Regions from separate parts of the Homo sapiens genome. Here region 1 is linked to region 2. A link is a loop called in an ENCODE intact Hi-C map of the cell type or tissue named here. Cell type or tissue: endothelial cell of umbilical vein. All regions are shown on one strand. Links, peaks and the distances in the headings refer to the core of each region. The heading gives the core; the rest is flanking DNA.

What was found. A loop is a pair of places that touch in the nucleus more often than their neighbours do. Peaks named below come from ENCODE experiments on the same cell type or tissue, not always from the same donor. Only the 100,000 strongest peaks of a DNase experiment are listed, where the experiment ranks them.
Region 1: a loop joins it to region 2, with 13 times the contacts of the local background. A loop is called at or near these places in 20 of 110 quality-filtered maps.

What each region holds. Positions count from the first base shown.
Region 1 is chr1:75,227,167-75,237,908 of GRCh38, reverse strand. SLC44A5 (solute carrier family 44 member 5) reads left to right here. Exons shown (of 24, transcript NM_001130058.2): 11 at 839-922; 12 at 3,811-3,923; 13 at 10,052-10,183. Among named protein-coding and RNA genes, the nearest start is that of LHX8, 98 kb to the right of the region's middle. In endothelial cell of umbilical vein, for the core only: a CTCF peak has its summit at 4,396 (motif pointing left); DNase peaks (open chromatin) are centred at 4,388, 5,558 and 5,938.
Region 2 is chr1:75,627,140-75,637,881 of GRCh38, reverse strand. It overlaps a transcript of SLC44A5 not described here. Among named protein-coding and RNA genes, the nearest start is that of SLC44A5, 21 kb to the right of the region's middle. In endothelial cell of umbilical vein, for the core only: a CTCF peak has its summit at 5,325 (motif pointing right); a DNase peak (open chromatin) is centred at 5,331.

The DNA of each region.
Region 1 (10,742 bases), core at 983-8,982, 400 kb after region 2:
CTGCATTGCTCAGTTGTTGAATTATAGATAAAAAAGATATTCTAAAAATTTATTTATCTTAAAAGACTTTAGGAGTATAATTAGTACAGTGTAGTTCCTGCAGATTTAGAATACAATAGCAGCTTGCATGATTTTCAGAAATATAAATCTGTGTAAAAGAAGTCTCAAAATAATGATACAAATATGATTTCTTTGATATAAAAGTCAAAAACAAGCAGAGTTAAATTTATTTCCCTGTGATGCATATATAATTAGTAAAATGAAAAAGAAAACTTAGGAATTATCACAAAAGTCAGAATAGTGGTTACTTTGAGGAAGGGAGAGGTGTTGCAATTGGGGCACATGAAGAAGGGGTTGACAATGTTGTAGTTACATAAATGTGTTCACTTTGATAATTCCTCAAATTGGACAGTGATGATTGTGAAATTTCTAGTATGTGTTCCATCATGCCTTACTGTCAGGATTAGGAAGAGGAATTAAAGATCATGTTCATTCTTGACTATGGGTTTTGCAAATTAAAAGCTAATCTTATCATTTAAATTCATTTCTTACAGTGAGGTTTCTGCAATATTGAGGGAATGTTGCATACAGTGGAAAAGGATTTGTTCACCGTTCTTGAAAACCATGTTCTCTCTGCGTGCAGCTATAGCTACCTTTGCAGGTTTACTGAAGTGACATTTTATGTATTATTGTGGCTAGGAAAACAGTCACTACTGATAGATGGTTTCTGAAAACATGCTTTCAACAGCACCTTGCAGAATCCCTTTTATCATAAAAAGAACATTTCTGTTTAGTGGTCATCAAAAAATAATTGATTTTTTCCCTTCTTTCAATGCAGTGGTATCAATAAACTTCTTGATGCAAAGTCACTTGGATTGAAAGTGTTTGAAGACTATGCAAGAACTTGGTATTGGATTCTCATGTAAGTGAAAACACATAGATGTTTCTTCTCCAGCCCCATTCTGATTTTATCTTTGTAGAACTCTTTCTTCAAATTTTATATTTTTATTCATGAATAAAAGAAATGTACTGGTGGCATAACAAATTTCACTCAGATGTCAGTTCCTGCCATTTTCTTTTTCAGGTGAGGTGAGACAGGGAAAAGATATTTGGAAATATGCCCACTGTTGGCAGAGTGTAAATTTTAATTTTATTCACTAAAGTACTAATAAAAGTACCTATGAATATATACTTCAAGTCACATGGAGCAATATCTGCAGGACTTCTGTATCTGTAATACTCGTGTGCTTCTCATCACATGCTACTGTGGAGGCAGGATTGTTTCTCAGATTCTTTTTTCTAATTCGTCCCTCCCTTGACTTTAAAAGGATCGTTCCTATTTTTCAACACATCCCTTCCACGTAATGATTGGTATTCATCATAACCAGAAGTCATTGTAGTTATGAAAGCTACATAGCTACATATGCGATACATAAATATATATGTATAGATAACAAGGAGGAGGAGATGTAACATTTTCAGGCATAAGAGTTGCATTCCTAGAAAGTTAAGGAAATGTAGTCACTGGACTGGAATGGGTAAATGTGTGACCCATTTAAGACTGTCATTACTGTCTGGCTCTTTTGTCACCCTCCAGTGCTTAAAAGCTCCCATGGTTCCCTAATGGTCAAAGACTAAAATTAAAACTTTTTCAGTTACTTCTAAGGCCCTTTAAAACCTAGCCCAATTTAGTTTCTCAGATTCATCTCCACCCAAGTTTCTTGGTTAACACTATATTCTAAACATATCAAATAATGTGCCCATCCCTAGACTATCAAATCCTGTAAATTTGCACATTCTGTTTCCTTTCCTGGTACTGAGTCCTGGACAACTGCACCTCCTTTTTAAAAATCAGCTTTAGTATCATTTATAACCTTTATTATCTTCCCCAGATGTAATTACTTACTTCTTCTTATGTGTTCCTCATACCCATCATGTGTGTACATGTGTGTGTTTACACACCTATAAATACACACACATACTTATCTTCCATATAGCACCTACCATTCTGTGTTTTATTTACCTGGCCCTTTCCCTCTGATAAAGTATGAACTTTTTACAATAGTAACTATGTCTAACTCATCTTTGTTTTCCTAACTTCTATATGGGTCCTTGAATGTAGCAGCACAAAAAAAATGTGGTTCAGGGAAGAGTACGAAAAACACTAGTGGAGCAAGATAGATGCATGTAACTATATGATGCATAATAAAGTCTAAGTTGTATTTTGTGTGAGATACTAGTGTGTGGTGTTTAGAGCTGTAAAATTAGATCACTTTATGAGATTTTACTCATTTTGATGCTTTGTCCTAAACAATTACAGTAATTACTGTTAGTATGTTAGGATTTATCTCCAGCAGAGATTGTAGTCTATTCTCGACAGTATTTAAATTGATTCTCCTATTGTCAGACCCAAATGTCACTAGATAATTTCCACGCTTCTTCTTCATTTGGCTTTTTCACACCTACCTGAACAAGTGTACATTATGATAGATTATCCTGCCTACCTCACCCCCAAAACACACAATGAAACCCTCTCCACCCAGGCACCACTCATAAGAGTAAAACATGAACATCTCCCTTTATTTTCAATTCTTCTGCTCTTATTTATTTTATAAATATAAATCTAAAGTATTGATACGCTTAAAATAGCTGTATTTTTTGTTTTTTTTCCTCTGACATTTCTGAATACTTCCCTTGGGCTAGGCCATGGAATAATCTTTCAATCATATTGAATATTTAAGCATTAAAGTGTCCGTGATTTTAAGAGGGAATGACTTCTCAAGTTAAAAGCGCAGGCTTTGCAAGACCATGATACTTCAATACTGTGTTGTCATCTATCCAGTGACAGTAATTATTGAGATTTTTTATAATAAAAAGATAACACTTGAGACAATAACTTAATAAATGTACTACACTCTGTCTGTTGCTATGTTTGGAAACTTACAGATAGCACCAGACATATCAGTTCTTAATAGAACAGTCAGCCAACTTTCCGATCTTAATGAGTTCTCTTTGAGGAAATTACATTAGAAGACTCCAATGTGACCTTAACCTGGATATATGGGAGGAAAAGAAGCTTCTCTAGTAGTTCAGTCAAGCTCTAAGAAGAAATTAAAGCTGACAGAAGATAGTCGTGCTGTTAATTGCTTGATAAAGTCACATGTCCCTGGAGACACAGAAGCCTTATCATGATTCCAAATAATGGCCCACAGATCACTGGGGAGCTGGAATAGAAGTCTGGATGACATAAGGCATCACAAACTCCTAGAGATAATTAGACCATAGTGATAATGACTACAGCATTATGGGCTCCGGGGATGGCCAGTTATTTTTCTTATCTTTCTGCCCCAAAATGATTCTCTTACTTCTAGATAGCCATATTATAGAAGATTTCCACCAGTCACTAAGTAAATGGAACAGAACAAATTCATCATGAATACATTTCACAATTTATGACCTAGTAGATAGGTAGGAAGGGAAAAAATAAGACATGGCAACTGTCTCCAATAAATCAAAATTGTAGTTGGAGAAATTGTATTTTTCCTTGAACAATGACTGATACTAGACTTCAGTTTACCCAGGTACATGAAGATGAGTTCTGTATAAAGTCCCTGATGATCCTATTCTTTCATATGAAAGTCTTAATGGAAATCATTGTTTACACTTTTTAACATTATTAATGTTTCTATAGCCAGGTAAAATAAAAGAATTTAAGAATAATTTTGAATAGAAAAAAAGTTTTGTCTTGATGTTTGTAATATGCTGTGTTTAGCACACTTGACCACTGTGTTTGTTGTGGGTTTTTTCTAGTGGCCTGACGATTGCCATGGTCCTTAGTTGGATATTTTTGATACTTCTGAGGTTCATAGCTGGATGCCTCTTCTGGGTCTTCATGATTGGTGTGATTGGAATTATAGGTTATGGTAGGTATCACTCCTCTTCAAATTATCAAATATCAGAATAATCCTTTTATTTTCAATCGCTGTTATCAGTTACCAGAAAGCATTTGTTTTCAGTGGATCTAATTATTCTTTACCCTCAAAAAAGCTTTAAACTTAGAAAAAATATTTCATTTTGCATATATTGTCTCTGTAACTTTTTCTTCCTGTATCTTTGGGGAAAAAATGCTGTCAGAACATTTTACTCTTTTCCCTACCAGCCTTTGGTCTCCTGCCTCATGGATACTAAGAAGGAGGTAAAAAGAAATCCTTTTAGATTAATGAAAAACATTTCAGACAACTTCTTTTATTTCTTTAACGTTTCTATCCGATCAAAGGCCAGGTCCGAAAAGTTACAGAAGTGTGATCTATTTTTCTCTTTCAACTTAGTACGTTTAATCCAGGTGCTGTCACACCGTTTAATAATTGGTACTCCACAATGAAGCATTGCCCTCTAGAGGCAAGTATTCCGAATTACACTTTTGTATGGAGAATTACAGTACTGTCTGTGGGAGCTAAATAATGTGTGGGAGCTAAATAATGTGTGGGAGCTAAATAATGAGTACACGTGGACGTAGAGTGTGGAGTAATAGACAGTGGGAACGTGGAAGGGTTGACGACTGGAAGGGGGTGGATAATGAAAAATTATTTAATGGATACAATGCATGTCATTCAGGTGATGGATACACTAAGAGCCACTATGCAATATATACATATAACACAATTATATGCGTACCCCATAAATTTATACAAATACAATTTTTAAAATCAAGGTTGAAATCTAATCACAAACTTGATCCCCCCAAAACAATACATATCAGGTATAATGTGAGCTCTACATATGAATTAAAGTGTCTCACGTGGAACAGTATATACCACCTGTGGAAGCTTCCTTTCAGTCTTCTAAAAAAGGTATGAGCCAATATATTATATGAATGTTTGAGATGTTTCTATTTAAAAGAATGATTTCCCCTACGGCACCATTTGGACTGACAACAGTTTTATGGTAGTAGACATCAAAAATAACAATCTCTTATTTCTGTCATTCAATGAAGAAGAGCTTTGCACATATAAGAATGCAGTTGAATCTGCAGGTTGTATAGTTAGCCTGTGTTCTAATCCAGCTCCATAACATACAACTGGGTAACTTTGGAAGTTTGTTGGTGGTTAAAAGACCTGGTATTCTCGTCTATAATATCAGCATAATAATGGTATCTTCATCTCAGAGGATCTTAAGGATTAAATGAGACAATGAATATAAAGCTCTTAGAGCAGTACCTGGAACACAGCTGACAATCAGTATGCATTGGGTTATTGTTATTACCCTCCTCATTATCTCCAATGAGTTTTTAGTAAATCATTTGGACTTCTCAGGTGTTCCCTATCTGCTCCTGCTGTACGGCTCCTCTTGCATCCCACCTGAGCTTCTTATTGAGCACAGCCAGGTAACAAATAAGAGGTGGATCAGTCTGGTCCAGGAACACAAGAACTTTCATGCCCTAATCAGAAACTGCAAAAAAAAAAGTTGTTTAAACATCTTGTTTTTGTGTTCCTGCTTGGAGCTTAAAATAAACTCTGCCCTTTGCCACTGGAGAGTCTGGGCTTGTGATTCAATCACTCTTGCATTGTCATCAGGAAGGAAAGGGCAGTAAAGTCTGCTATTGACTTAACTGATGTCTTAAGTAGCAAGAAAAATCTGAGATTGGCTGTAGTGCAGTTTTGACAATGGCAAAAAGGAGAAACATGGTCAACATATAAAAAGTGCAGGTAAAACAACTTAATTTTCGCTCCCTATTGACTCCCTAGATAGTATTAACCCAAAAATTAATGGTGTAGGAAGTAAGCTTGACAGTAATTTACTGAGGGAGGAAAGGTCCAGTTAGGTTGAGGAGTGTCAGAAAATAAGACTACATGTAACTGACCTCTGCTACTATCCTGGACAATTGACTTTCTACATATCATGAGAAACCAATTTTTTCTACTGAAATTTCCTACTGACAGCAGCCCATTTACTAGAGCAAATAACAATGTGGATGTGTCATACTGAGCAGAGAAAAAGCCAGACTGTTTGTGGGCAAGTGTTTATGAACAGCAATGGAACAATTCTCATTGGCCAGAACAGGTTAAGAGGTATACAGGAGAAGACATATAACACTTTGGTTTATGAGCATCTATTTAAGGTATGAAAAAGGCACGATCCCAGATTCATCACATATTAACTGTATGATCCTCTGCAAGCATACAGTTTTCTTTAATTCATAGGTTTCTCAATCATATAACAGGAATATGTGACTACTAAACAAAATAATGCTTATAAAGTACTTAGATTTTGCTAGCATATAGTAAATGTTCAATAAATAATGTCTATTTTTGTTGTTGCTGATATTATTGTTATTCAGGAATATTATTGAGGAAAGAGGACTTGAAGTCCAGAGATCATAATTTTTAAAAATCTAGGACAAGAGAGAGAAAGCAAAGAAAGAGAAATTGGAAAATATTGTCTAGACTTTCACATTCACTAGTAGGAGGAAAGTAAACTGTCTGAAGGGCCTTCTTGCTATGAAATCGTGACATTAAAAAGAGGATTGCGCTGTATTGTTTTATATAATACATTGTTTTGATAAACTTTAGGAAATAAAGGAAATCTCCTCCAAATGAAAAAAATAACTCATGAGCTAAAATCAAAGCGGGGAACCAAGCAGGAAGCACTGGGTAACCCATAGCAGTGCTGGGATCGGGAGACTTAGACCTGAGTTGGCAGCAGAACAGGGGATCATACCTGAAACTCCTGGAGTAAGTCTGGCATCCTAGAAATGTCTAAAATGACCCCAGTTTGTTAGTACCCTTTGACTGCCAAAATAAACAAATGTAAATCTCCTCTAGATGAAAGTTTCCTCAATTAACATCACCAGGTTTTCACAGATTCAGATCAATAAAGTCCGAGACTACCTGACCTGCAAGAAAACAGTTCTGTGTGAAAATCAGTGGATACTATAAACATGAGATTGAGGTCTCCAAGAATTCAAATATGGGAATTAATAGATATAGAACATGTAGCTGGCTGCAGTGGCTCACTCCTATAATCCTAGCACTGTGGGAGGCCGAGGCGGCCAATCACTTGAGGTGAGGAGTGGGAGGCCAACCTGGCTAACGTGGTGAAACCCTGTCTCTACTAAAAATACAAAAATTAGCTGGGCATGATGGTGCATACCTGTAGTCCCAGCTACTTGGGAGACTGAGGTGGGAGAATTGCTTGAATCTGGGAGGAGGAGGTTGCAGTGAACCGAGATCATGCCACTGCACTCCAGCCTGGGCAACAGAATAAGACTCTGTCTCAAAAGACAAAAACAAATCAAGAAAGAAAGATATAGAACATGAAATAACCATGCATGAAAGGTTTAAAGAATTAAAGATAGAATCACAGCCAGGTACAGTGGCTCACACCTGTAATCCCAGCACTTTGGGAAGCTAAGGCAGGTGGATCGCAAGGTCAAGAGATTGAGACCATCCTGGCCAACATGGTGAAACCCCGTCTCTGCTAAAAAAAATATAAAAATTAGCTGGGCATGGTAGCACACACCTGTAGTCCCAGCTACTCGGGAGGCTGAGGCACGAGAATTGCTTGAACTCAGGAGGCGGAGGTTGCAGTGAGCTGAGATTGTGCCACTGCACTCCAGCCTGGGTGACAGAGCGAGACTCTGTCTCAAAAAAAAAAAAGTGAATTCATTCATTCATGGACATGGAGTATCATTTATTAAAGGCTTGGGCAACAAAAATAAAAATCAACAAAAACGTCCAGGCATACATGAAGAAGAGCCATATAGAACTTTTCAAAATAAAAATGTTAGATTAAAAACTAATTGATAAGCTAAACAGCAAAATAGAGAATTAATGAACTGAAATATGAATCTGAAGTAATTACCAAAAATATAGCAGAATGTAACAAGGGGACAAAAATATGATTGTGTGGTTCAAAGAAATAGAAAATAGGTTGAGAAAGGCCTAACATATATCAACCATATTTGAAAGCTCTTGGCTGAGAATTTTCTAGAACCGATGAAACCATGGATCCATAGATATAGGAAGCCCTCATTATACTAAGGAGAGTAAAGGAAGAGAAATCCACATCTAGTCATACATTATTCTGTTTATTCAACAAATATCAATTGAACAGCTGCTGTGTACAGACACTATTTTAGACTCTTGATGTACAACAGTAAAGGAACAGACTAAGGTTCTTACTCTCATGATGCTCATAGCCTAAGTAATATATATCTTAGAAGGTGGTTATTGCTATGGAAAAAAGAAAAGGTAGAGCAGGTAAGGGGAGATTGAGAATGCCATGGTAGGGCAAGGAGTGAAAATGGCAGTATTAGCAGGAGGGCTCTTTTGGGGAAAATATCTAAGAAAACACTTGGAAGCAATGGAGTTAGACAGTTAAGATGAAGGAAAAGTTCCAGACAGTGGGTACAGCTGGAGCAAAGGCCTTATAACATAAGAGTGTGTTGAAGAAGTGGCTGAGAGCTTGGTGTGGATGGGTGTACTGAGTAAAGGAAAAAATAGTAGGAGATGAGGTCATAGAATTTATGAAGGGGGCAGAGCCTTACAGATTATTATAAAACCTAAGCTTTTACTCTGAATGAAACAGGGAGGCAATGTAGGGCTTTGGGTAGCAAAGAGATGAGATATAATGATTGCCCTAGTCCCTGTGTTGAGAATAGACCATGGTGAGGCAAGAGTGGAAGCAACGAGACCAGTAAGGAGATGATTGCAGAAATTTATATGCCAAATGAGAGAAACTCTTGAGGGTGGCCATACATGCTTTTATTTGTATAATAGCTGTATTTCCTGATGGATTGAATGCAGCTATGAGAGACAGAAGAAGGAGAATGATTCCACAGAAATATATGAGATGTAATACAAAAATAAAAAATAAAAAAAAGAAAACATAGTGAGCAAAGAATATAAATTAGTAAGCTTTTAGGTAAAGCTAAACAAACTTTGCCTGCATAAAATAATAATTGCTTTAGACATTGGACACTAAAATTATTATTTTATGCAGGCAAAATTTGTTTAGCTTTACCTACATGCTAACTAATTTATTTAAAATGTACATAACAAAATTATTGAGCAATAATTAGAGTGGGTGATTATTGAGTAACTAAGGTCTTGTATTTCCTTGTTAACATATTGACTCTAGGCTTATTAAAAAAAGAACAGATTTTCAAGGTAATCTATTATAAAAATAGAGTAGATTGCTCAAAAAGAGTAGAGAAGAAAAATGGAATATAAGTAAACAAACAAAAAATCATCAATTTTTAAAAGACAAGAATTGGAAGAAAAGAAGTATAGACACAAAGTAGAATACGAAAAGCAAAATTAAGAACATAGAAACAAATATAAATATATCAGTATATAAAGTATAAATATGTTAAACTCACCAATTAGAATACAGAGATTGTCAGGTCAGATTAAAATATACACATACAAATTGGAGCTATAAATTATTTATAAAAGTTATACAACATGTAAGGAAACAGAACATTTGCAAGTGAAGGGATGGAAAGAATATACTAGCAATCAATAACAAAAGAAAGTGGAAGAAGACATAATATCAGACAAAACAGATTTTAGAATGACAATGTTATGGATAAAAATGATTTAGTTCACTAAAAATATGCCAACCCTAAACTTGTTACATCTATTAAAATAACCTCAAAAATCATAGAATTGCAAGGATAAATAAATAAATGGATAATCATAAATTCGTATTAGGTATAAACCTTAGGAGGAGTTTTTGACGCATCTTTCTACTGAACAAATATATCATGATGTCTTACTGATGGACATTAAGGTCATTTCTAGTCAAAAGGACATTTAAAGCCAGATGTTGCCATAATTATCAAGACAAATACTGAAAACATTTATATCAAATACAGTAGCATGTTTAGACTATTGGATCCAAATAAAATATTTGCTGTGTAAATATGTGTCTTGCCTTTGCAGAAATTACCATGCTGATCAGTTTCATATAGATATGTATGATGAGCACATATAGCTCCTATTTCAGAAAATCATATTTTATATTATTCTGTTTTTCTTTCTTTTTCAAGGAATATGGCACTGTTACCAGCAGTACACCAATCTTCAGGAACGCCCAAGTTCTGTATTAACTATCTATGACATCGGGATTCAGACTAACATAAGCATGTACTTTGAACTGCAACAAACATGGTTCACATTTAGTGAGTATTTTAAAAACTGGTTTCATTAAAATTGTAATAATGAGAAAATATCTTTTTGCCTAAAGGAAAACTTGGGTTGGTATAACCTGTTAAATGTATTTATCACTAGTGTCATAAAAAGTAATGTGTCTATAATCCTCTAACTACAGTAAGTGGAAAAGTCATTGAGGAAAATTTATTGTATAATCTAAGAAAATGCTACCTTACAAGGACCTCAAGCCATTTGCCTTCAAATTAAAATTGTTTGGTTGTAGACATTTATAGGCATTAACCTGAGGTCTAAGAAAGATGTTTAAAAAGAAACAAATGCTTGATTTTTCAAACTTTTTATTTATTTATTTATTTATGTATTTAATTTTCTGAGATAGGATCTTGCTCTATCACCCAGGCTGGAGTGCAGTGGCACAATCATGGCTAACTTCACCCTTGACCTCCCAAACTCAAGCAATTCTACCACCTCAGCCTCCCAAGTAGCTAGGACCACAGATGTGTGCCACCATGCCTGGCTAATTTTTTAATTTTTTGTAGAGATGGGGTCTCCCTATGTTGCCTAGCCTGG
Region 2 (10,742 bases), core at 1,551-9,550:
TTTAAGGGGATCTCATGGATAGTCCTTTTAAAGGCATGTCTGTGTATAGTGGGTATTCCCATGTTTCAATTCTTATAAATTTTCCCAATAAAATATTTTTTAATTTGTCTTCTCCACTCCCCCAGTTTGACCCGGAATTGATAAACTTTAAATACAATGAAGATATGTTTATCAGAAAAATATTTTACTCTGCTTAATTTCTTAATGTAATAAAATATATATCACCAAAAATATTGTCATTTTAAACATTTTTCAGTTGCAATTCAGTGTCATTAACTAAATTCACAGTGTTGTACAACCATACCATTATTTCCAAACACTCTTCATCACCCAGACAGAAACTCTGTACCCATTAAGCAATAACTCTCCATTCCTCACTTCCACTAGCCCCTGGTAACCTCTACGCTACTTCTTCTCTCTATGACTTTGACTATTCTAGATACTTAATGTAAGTGCAATTTTTGTCCTTTTGGGTCTGGCTTATTTCACTTAGTATAATGTTTTTTGAGGTTCATCAGTGTTGTGGCATGTATCAGGATCATTTCTTTTTATGGCTGAATTATATCCCATAGCATGTATAGACCACATTTTGCTTATCCACTCATATATTGATGGATGTTTGGGTTGTTTCCACCTTTTGGCTACTGTGAATAGTGCTGCAATGAACATTTTTGTGCAAGTATTGGTGTGAGTTTTTGTTTTTAATTATTTTGAATATATACTGAGGAATGGAGTTGCTGGCTCCTATGAACTGTTTCAGTTTCTAAATCTAAATTAGTTAAAATTATGTTAAATTAAAAATTCAGTCCCTTAGTTATGCTAGCCATATTTCGAGAACTCTTTAGTCACATACAGCTAATGATTACCATATTGGTCAGTGCAGGTCTGGATTAATAATTTGATGAATATCTTTATAATAAATCTACTAATTGTGCCCATTTTCTCTACTGCTCAAATAAGCCTTGTTCTTCCTGCTTTTGTGCTTTGGTTTACCTTTCCTGAGGTCATACTTCTTTTTGCCTGGGATATCTACCTATTCTCTATTTTCTTTTATAGAAATGTTATCTGTTTCAGAAAGTATTCTTTATTACTGCAGCTCACACTGATCATTCCTACTCATAAACTGTCAAAGCATTTGTTAACTTTATTATTTCCATGACATTTACTTGCATTATACTGTAGTTATTTATTTCTTTGTTTCTTATCTGGATTAAAATTCCTTATTGGCAAAGCTAATAATAAAAACAAGAACTACATCAGCAAAACAAAACTAGTCATTTATTAAATGATTGCAGTTCCTCAGGCACAGTGTTGTTTTATACACTCCATTTCATTTACTTCTTAAAACAGAAAGGAAGTAGTATTATCTGAATTCTAAATCAGGATTTTGGGTTTACAGGCTAAGTATCATGTTTAAATCCCTATATCTAGCAAATGGTAGAGTCAGAATTCAAACTCAGGTATGTCAGATGCTCTTACAAGTCTGCTTATACTTTATAAATATTACTTTGGGAAATCTTTATAAATAATATTATCTAACATTTACTTATTGTTTACTCTGTGCCAGATCTTATTGTAAGTGCTTTTCTTGTATATAATATCTTAATTCTTATAACAGTCTTAGGAAGTGTGAGCTGTAATCACCATCATTTTATATATATGATAACAGTTCAGAAAAGTTAAGTTTCACAAGCCAGACACAAAAAGCCTAACATCGCATGTTCTCACTCATACGTGGAAGCTAAAAAATGTGTAAACATGGATGTAGAGAGTGAAATGATAGGCAAAGGAGACTCCGAGGGGTGAATGGGTGGGTGTGGCAGGGGTGCATGATGAGGAATTACTTAATGGGGAAAATGTATGTTATTCAGGTGATGGATACCCTGAAGCCTTGACGTTACAATTACACGATCTATGAATGTAACAAATTTACACTTGTACCCCATAAATTTAAACAAGTTAAAAATAAATACATAAATAATCCCTCCCCAAAGTTAAGTTTCATACCTATTAAATGGCAGAGTCAAGATTTGGACTGAGTGTAAATCAGAGCTTGCATTTTTTTTTTATTATTATTATACTTTAAGTTTTAGGGTACATGTGCACAATGTGCAGGTTAGTTACATATGTATACATGTGCCATGCTGGTGTGATGCACCCATTAACTCGTCATTTAGCATTAGGTGTATCTCCTAATGCTATTCCTCCCCCCCTCCCCCCACCCCACAACAGTCCCCAGAGTGTGATGTTCCCCTTCCTGTGTCCATGTGTTCTCATTGTTCAATTCCCACCTATGAGTGAGAACATGCGGTGTTTGGTTATTTGTCCTTGCAATAGTTTACTGAGAATGATTTCCAATTTCATCCATGTCCCTACAAAGGACATGAACTCATCATTTTTTATGGCTGCATAGTATTCCATGGTGTATATGTGCCACATTTTCTTAATCCAGTCTATCATTGTTGGACATTTGGGTTGATTTCAAGTCTTTGCTATTGTGAATAGTGCCACAATAAACATACGTGTGCATGTGTCTTTATAGCATCATGATTTATAGTCCTTTGGGTATATACCCAGTAATGGGATGGCTGGGTCAAATGGTATTTCTAGTTCTAGATCCCCGAGGAATCGCCACACTGACTTCCACAATGGTTGAACTAGTTTACAGTCCCACCAACAGTGTAAAAGTGTTCCTATTTCTCCACATCCTCTCCAGCACCTGTTGTTTCCTGACTTTTTAATGATTGCCATTCTAACTAGTGTGAGATGGTATCTCATTGTGGTTTTGATTTGCATTTCTCTGATGGCCAGTGATGGTGAGCATTTTTTCATGTGTCTGTTGGCTGCATAAATGTCTTCTTTTGAGAAATGTCTGTTCATATCCTTCGCCCACTTTTTGATGGGGTTGTTTGTTTTTTTCTTGTAAATGTGTTTGAGTTCATTGTAGATTCTAGATATTAGCCCTTTGTCAGATGAGTAAGTTGCGAAAATTTTCTCCCACTTTGTAGGTTGCCTGTTCACTCTGATGGTAGTTTCTTTTGCTGTGCAGAAGCTCTTTAATTAGATCCCATTTATCAATTTTGTCTTTTGTTGCCATTGCTTTTGGTGTTTTAGACATGAAGTCCTTGCCCATGCCTATGTCCTGAATGGTAATGCCTAGGTTTTCTTCTAGGGTTTTTATGGTTTTAGGTCTAACATTTAAGTCTTTAATCCATCTTGAATTCATTTTTGTATAAGGTGTAAGGAAGGGATCCAGTTTCAGCTTTCTACATATGTCTAGCCAGTTTTCCCAGCACCATTTATTAAATAGGGAATCCTTTCCCCATTGCTTGTTTTTCTCAGGTTTGTCAAAGATCAGATAGTTGTAGATATGCGGCGTTATTTCTGAGGGCTCTGTTCTGTTCCATTGATCTATATCTCTGTTTTGGTACCAGTACCATGCTGTTTTGGTTACTGTAGCCTTGTAGTATAGTTTGAAGTCAGGTAGCGTGATGCCTCCAGCTTAATAGCTTACCAACCAAAAAGAGTCCAGGACCAGTTGGATTCACAGCCGAATTCTACCAGAGGTACAAGGAGGAACTGGTACCATTCCTTCTGAAACTATTCCAATCAATAGAAAAAGAGGGAATCCTCCCTAACTCATTTGAGGAGGCCAGCATCATCCTGATACCAAAGCCGGGCAGAGACACAACCAAAAAAGAGAATTTTAGACCAATATCCTTGATGAACATTGATGCAAAAATACTCCATAAAATACTGGCAAAGCGAATCCAGCAGCACATCAAAAAGCTTATCCACCATGATCAACTGGGCTTCATCCCTGGGATGCAAGGCTGGTTCAATATACGCAAATCAATAAATGTAATCCAGCATATAAACAGAACCAAAGACAAAAACCACATGATTATCTCAATAGATGCAGAAAAGGCCTTTGACAAAATTCAACAATGCTTCATGCTAAGAACTCTCAATAAATTAGGTATTGATGGGACATATCTCAAAATAATAAGAGCTATCTGTGACAAACCCACAGCCAATATCATACTGAATGGGCAAAGACTGGAAGCATTCCCTTTGAAAACTGGCACAAGACAGGGATGCCCTCTCTCACCACTCCTATTCAACATAGTGTTGGAAGTTCTGGCCAGGGCAATTAGGCAGGAGAAGGAAATAAAGGGTATTCAATTAGGAAAAGAGGAAGTCAAATTGTCCCTGTTTGCAGATGACATGATTGTATATCTAGAAAACCCCATTGTCTCAGCCCAAAATCTCCTTAAGCTGATAGGCAACTTCAGCAAAGTCTCAGGATACAAAATCAATGTGCAAAAATCACAAGCATTCTTATACACCAATAACAGACATACAGAGAGCCAAATCATGAGTAAACTCCCATTCGCAATTGCTTCAAAGAGAATAAAATACCTAGGAATCCACTTTACAAGGGACATGAAGGACCTCTTCAAGGAGAACTACAAACCACTGCTCAATGAAATAAAAGAGGATACAAAGAAATGGAAGAACATTCCATGCTCATGGGTAGGAAGAATCAATGTCGTGAAAATGGCCATACTGCCCAAGGTAATTTATAGATGCAATGCCATCCCCATCAAGCTACGAATGCCTTTCTTCACAGAATTGGAAAAAACTACTTTAAAGTTCATATGGAACCAAAAAAGAGCCCGCATCGCCAAGCCAATCCTAAGCCAAAAGAACAAAGAGCTTGCATTTTAAGTAATCATATTATTTATAAACTTTATTCAACAAACATTTGTTGAGTAATTACTATGTCCCAGACACCATGCTGAATACTAGGGATTTAAAGATGAATAGATCAGAGTGTGTGTATAGCTTTTCCAGTTTAGCCTGCTAAAATGAACAAACAAGAAATATTTGTCATTGGTATAAAAGTTATTAATCACAACTACTACCAGCACCACCAAATAATAATGAGGGCTTGCTGTTTTCGGGAACTGTTTTAAGTGTTTTGCAGACACTAATTGATTTAGCCTCACAGCAACTTTTAAAGATCACCATTATTATTGTTGTTTTTATTTTTTAGATCAGAAACTGATCAGCAGAGATGTTAGGTAACTTGTCTGAGCCAGAAGCAGAAGGACTAACTTATGAACATAAGCAATTTGGCTCTAGAACTCAAGTGCTCAAATATTCCCTGTGGGTAATAGAGTCTTAGTTTTTCTGGAGCGTGAACAAGTGCCATTATATAGAACACATTTAAACCTGACTCTTGAAAAACAATTTCAGGAGCATGGAAAAACAGGAATGATAGTCATTCTGCAATGAGATTTTAAAAGGTGCAGTTTCTAGAATGGTCAGCAGAGGGTGAAGGGAGGCAGCATTTGTAAGATGCCACTTCATTACAATGGAGTAAACTGTGTGGAACTGATCATCTCTAAAGTTCTCTCTTGCTCTAACATTTCAGGATGATCCTTGTTTGAATTATTTTTAGTTTAATGTTACACAACACAAGCAAAAAAAAAAAGAAGTAGCTCCTTCTGAAATACATATAGCTGAGATGATTTTTTTATCTGAGTTAGCACAGCATTTGTTTCAATATTTATTGAATATTTTATAAGAATGTCTCTAAAGAAGTAAGTATAAGATGATCCATAAAGAGCTCAAGTCTGTACTGAAGAGGCAAGGTAAAGAAAAATTTACATGATGACATAAGCATCATATGAACAAAGTTTCAGAGTTCAGAGACACGGAGAAAATAATGGGGCTGAAATAGAAGGGAATTCTTCATGGAAAAGGTAGCCTTATCCAGGACTGAAGGGTGGGTAATATGTGCACAGGAAGGGAAAAGTTGGCTTCTCCTTAAAATTAAATTTCCCAAGTGCTTATGATTTGTCGTCAGTGACTCCAGGCACTGCAGAGAAAATAAGGATGAGTGATACTGTCCAGGCAGGGTGGCTCATCCATGTAATCCAGCACTTTGGGAGGCCAAGGCTGGCAGATTGTTTGAGCTCAGGAGCTTGAGGCCAGCCTGGGCAACATGGCAAAAACTCTACAAAAAATACAAAAATTGGCTGGGCGCAGTGGCTCATGTCTGTAATCCCAGCGCTTTGGGGGGCCAAGGCAGGTGGATCACCTGAGGTCAGGAGTTCAAGACTGGCCTGGCCAACATGGTGAAACGCCGTCTCTACTAAAAATACAAAAATTAGCTGGGCGCAGTGGAGTGTGCCTGTAATCCCAGCTACTCGGGAGGCTGAGGCAGGAGAATCGGGAGGCAGAGTTTACAGTGAGCTGAGATTGCGACATTGCACTCCAGCCTGGGTGACAGAGCAAAACTCTGTCTCAAAAAAAAAAAAAAAAAAAAAAAAATTAGCCAGGTGTGGTTGTGCATGCCTATAGTCCCAGCTACTTGGGAGACAGAAGTGAGAGGATGGCTTGAGCCCAGGAGGTGGAGGTTGCAGTGAGATGAGATTAGGCTGCTGCACTCCAGTCTAAGTGACAGAGTGAGACCCTGTCTCCAAAAAAAGGAGTGATATTGTCTCTGTCTTAGGGAAGTCACAGATACCCTAGCAGTAATAATACAAGAAAGGATATGGTAGACAACAAGATGCACTGTTGGAAAAGTTAACAACAAAACAATATGTTTCCCATTCTAAAGAGAGGAACCAGACCATTCATGTTGAACTTTCAAAGGTCAAGGTTCTAAACTAGTTCTGCCAGCTGCAGTGATTCACTCCTCTCTAGTCTACATAAGAAGTTGAGGTTGAAGAGAAAGAGATTTATTTGGTGAGAAATTGACAGTGTTTTACATTTCACCCACCTTAAGTACCAGCCTCTGATGGAGAAGTGGATGTATTTTTTGATGGTACAAATACCCTAAATAGACACTGCAGAGCATGCTCGGAGAAGTGGAAATTGCCTCAGTGCTGGCACAGCAAGAATTTCAGACCCTGAAGAATATGGCTCCCCGGATAGGCGACTTAATGCCTTCTGTTGGTGTTCTAAGTTGTTTCTGAGTATTGACATAGTTGGGGACCTGAAAGACAGCGAGTCCATGTCTTTCTCTGACCTGGAAAATTGGGCAGTTGCCAATTCCTCTGAACCTCAGGTGAGCTTCTGTGAAATACACTTAAAGCATGGGGAGTTGCATCCACTGATCTCTTCTTATTTTATTTTTATCAATGACGGTTTATTTACTCTTTGGGAGTAAACAGGTAAAAACAACCTTCTGTAGAAGCCAAGTTGTCTTTTCACCTGTCCTTGAATTTGGACCAGTCAGATAGCCCAGTAATAGTAATAATAATAATAATAATAGTGAAAAAAGGCAGAATGTGGTAGATGCAGAATCCTCTCTCCTAAGGTTAAGGAGAGGCTTTTCTAGAGGACCACTTGGAAAGCTTTTGCATGTCTCCAGGAACTTGAGCATCTTACCAGTGAATATTCTAAAGCTGAGATGCTGTAGCTGGAACTGCCCAGTCTGGCGGCTGAACACGCAGGTGGCTGCTTTGTGACTGAGCTGTACTTCTTCATGTGGCAGGCTAATGGTGAATGTTTCTGAGACTTGATAAGGACCCTATGGAAATGATTGTAACCAAGAGTACTTGCCTGAAGGACAGGAACTGAGAGGTGGACCCCAGAAATCCAGCAGGCAGACAGAAAAGAGGCAGACAAGCCAATTGCCTGGGATTGATGAGAAACCCACAAAGGCACCCTACAGAGTCAGCTATTGTATTTCTGCCACCCAGAGGGCCCTGCGGGTAGATTACAACTGTAGCTGTCACAAAAGCTGTGCTGCATTTCCCCAACTCTTACCCTCCTCCCCACAGATATCAGAAACAATGACTAGCAAATTGGGGGGATGGAGCTAGAAAAAGAAAAGCTAATTTAACTCCTACTTACATAGGCTGGGGATAGAAGAAATTTAAATTTGAGTTTTGAGTTTGAAATTATATTCAATGGAGATATATCTTGTGCTTTCTAACTTGCTTTTAATGGTGTTGTGTGGTTCTCAGTTTGTTTTCTCAGCTTTGCGTTCTTCCCTTTCATCTTCAATACTGTTTTACACCTCATTTCTTTAAAAATTGATTTTATGTTCTCATTAACTTTTATATCATGAAGCACTGGCTGGAAATTATTTCTTTGTGAAGTTCTGCTTACTTCCAGCATGGTTTTTCATCTGTATTTGTATCCTTCTTTCTCATATGTATTTATTTTTGCTGATAATGTGTTTGCAAAGTTATTGTGTCCCTTCTTTTTATCTTTTAAAATACAGCAGTTTTGTTTAGGCCTTCTCTTCGCTGTGCTATAGTGTGAGTGAATTCCACTTGCTTTTCTATTACCTTAGATTCAAGGAGGAAGAAAGAGCTCAACTGTGGCTGTGTACAGTTGGAGGAGGATCCACACTCTACTCTCTTCTGAAATTTTAGTAAATGTTTTCTGTGCTAAAATCTTAATCTATTGGAGTTTATATTCATTACACTGAGAAGTATTCTTGGGCTTTGGATTATTTCTTCTAATCAACATGGAGCCCAGATTCTTTGTTTGCTTTAAAGAAAGTAATCTGGAATTTGGTTTTGTTTGTTGAGTTCTCTATTTCAATGTCATTAGCTTGTTTTATGTTTCCCTTTCCATATTTGCCCATTTCTCCCCAGTAGCAATTTCTCTTCCTCCCAAGCTCCTCTCTCTTATCTTCTGGGAAAAAAATAAACAACATAGGAAGTACATGTAGGTTACTTCCCTTCAGGCACTACACATGCTTCTTCTCCACTTTCCCTCCCTTAGAGACTCTTGTCCTAATTATTTTCTATTTTTTTCTTCCTTTCTGCTATATCACTATTTATTGTTGGAGATAATTAACTATGGGTGTTTATGATTGTTCTGCCATCATCCTCTCCTTTTTCACCCAGCTGGAAGATGCCAAAAGGGAGATTTCCAATAGTTCCCTTTTCTGGTAGAACATGCAACTAGTTGAGATGGGACTTTTCCCCCCTTGCAAAATTCTTTGTCTCCTCTAAGGGTTACTCATATTTCATCTAAAGCTACCTTTCCCATGTTATAGTGTAGGAGTAGGTGGTTATACTTTTCAGAGTTTTGTTTGCTCACCTTCCCTACAAAGTGCTTGTTTGGAGGATGACATTAAGAGGTTTGCCATACTGTTCTAAGCTTTATTCTGTAAATTCTTGAAAACTTCTTTGTGTCTTTCTTTGATGGCTACAATTTTTTGAATGTTATGACATGAACCTTTCTCTTGTTTGAATGCTATTTACTTTTTTTGCTGCTTTAGTTTTTCCCATTTGCTATTCATATAATTAAGTTATATGGGAAGGATATTTTTAAATATTTGGCTGAAATCCAATATCGAAACCTTAAACTCTCTTATTGCCATTTGTCAGTTGTAGAAATTAAAGGTCATAATGTTTAAGTGATTTGCTTGAAACACAGCTTATGGAAGAAAGAGGCAAGGTAGAGGCATGATTTGAATCTAGACCTGTCTTTTACCCTGTAATCAATATTCTATTCTGTAATCAATGAAAAGTAGACAGGATTTTTAAATAGGTGACTGATGAAATGAAACATTCATTTTAGGTTTGGGAACTAGCATGTGGTCTGATACAGATATGTGAAATCAATTTGCAGAGAGGGAACTATGAAAGCAGTGAAACAAATTGGGAAGGTTTTATAAAATCAGATATAAAGCAATGAGAGCCTGAGGCAGAGGGAAACTTCTTTCATATCCTAAAGTTTTGAATTTGGTAATTAGAATCTTTTTCTGCATAGGTTTCTAGGGTGCCATCACTCTGCCTATCACCTACTCAAACTTGTAAGAATTTTGTAAAATTAGGAAGCTGTGGGTTAGAAGGCAAGGCACAGACTAGCTTCTAGTCATTTATTTCGCCACGTACTAGCTGTAAGACCTATGTTAAATCATTTCAACTTGCTGGGCCTCAGTTTCCTTAGGTTTAAACTGAGAAAACTGAATTAGATGGACTATAAATTCTCTTTCAACTCATACTAGATGCTCAAGAAAAGCTGAATGAATGAATCAATTAATAATATTCCAAAGAATAAAGGAAGAGTTTCCTTTCCTGTGCAAATGGGAAAACTTAGAATCTGTCAAATGAAGAAAAAAAAGAGATTTGGGTTATTAACAGCTCTTCAATTAAAAAGTATTTATTAAATATCTATTATATACGAATTTCCCTTCTTCTTTAATTTTTATTTTTAATAGAGATGTGGTCTTGCTCTGTTGGTCAGGCTGGAGTGGGTGACATGATCATAATTCACTCTAGCTTCGTACTCCTGGTTTCAAGCAATCCTCCTGCCACAGCCTTCTAAGTAGCTGGGACTACAGGTGTGTGCCACCGTGCCTGGATATTTAAAAAAAAATTTTTTTGTACAGACAAGGTCTCGCTATGTTGCCTAGGCTGGGTCTTGAACTCCTGGCCTCAAATGATCCTCCCACCTTGGCCTCCTAAAGTGCTAGAATTACAGGAGAGCCACCACTCTTAGTCCCTTTCTTCATTGTAACTTGACATTCAGGGGCTCCCTAATCTGATCCCAAAATACTATTGCAACCCTATCCCCTACTGCTCTTGTTAAGGATTACTTACCACTGAACTAGGAACTAAGTTCCTATTATAATGACTAAGACAAAATCTCAACCCAAACAGACCTTCTAGTTTGACAGAGACAGACATCCACACAGATAATCAAGATATAATGTAAATGAAATAAATCTTAATGATAAAGGTATAACCGACATGTTACGG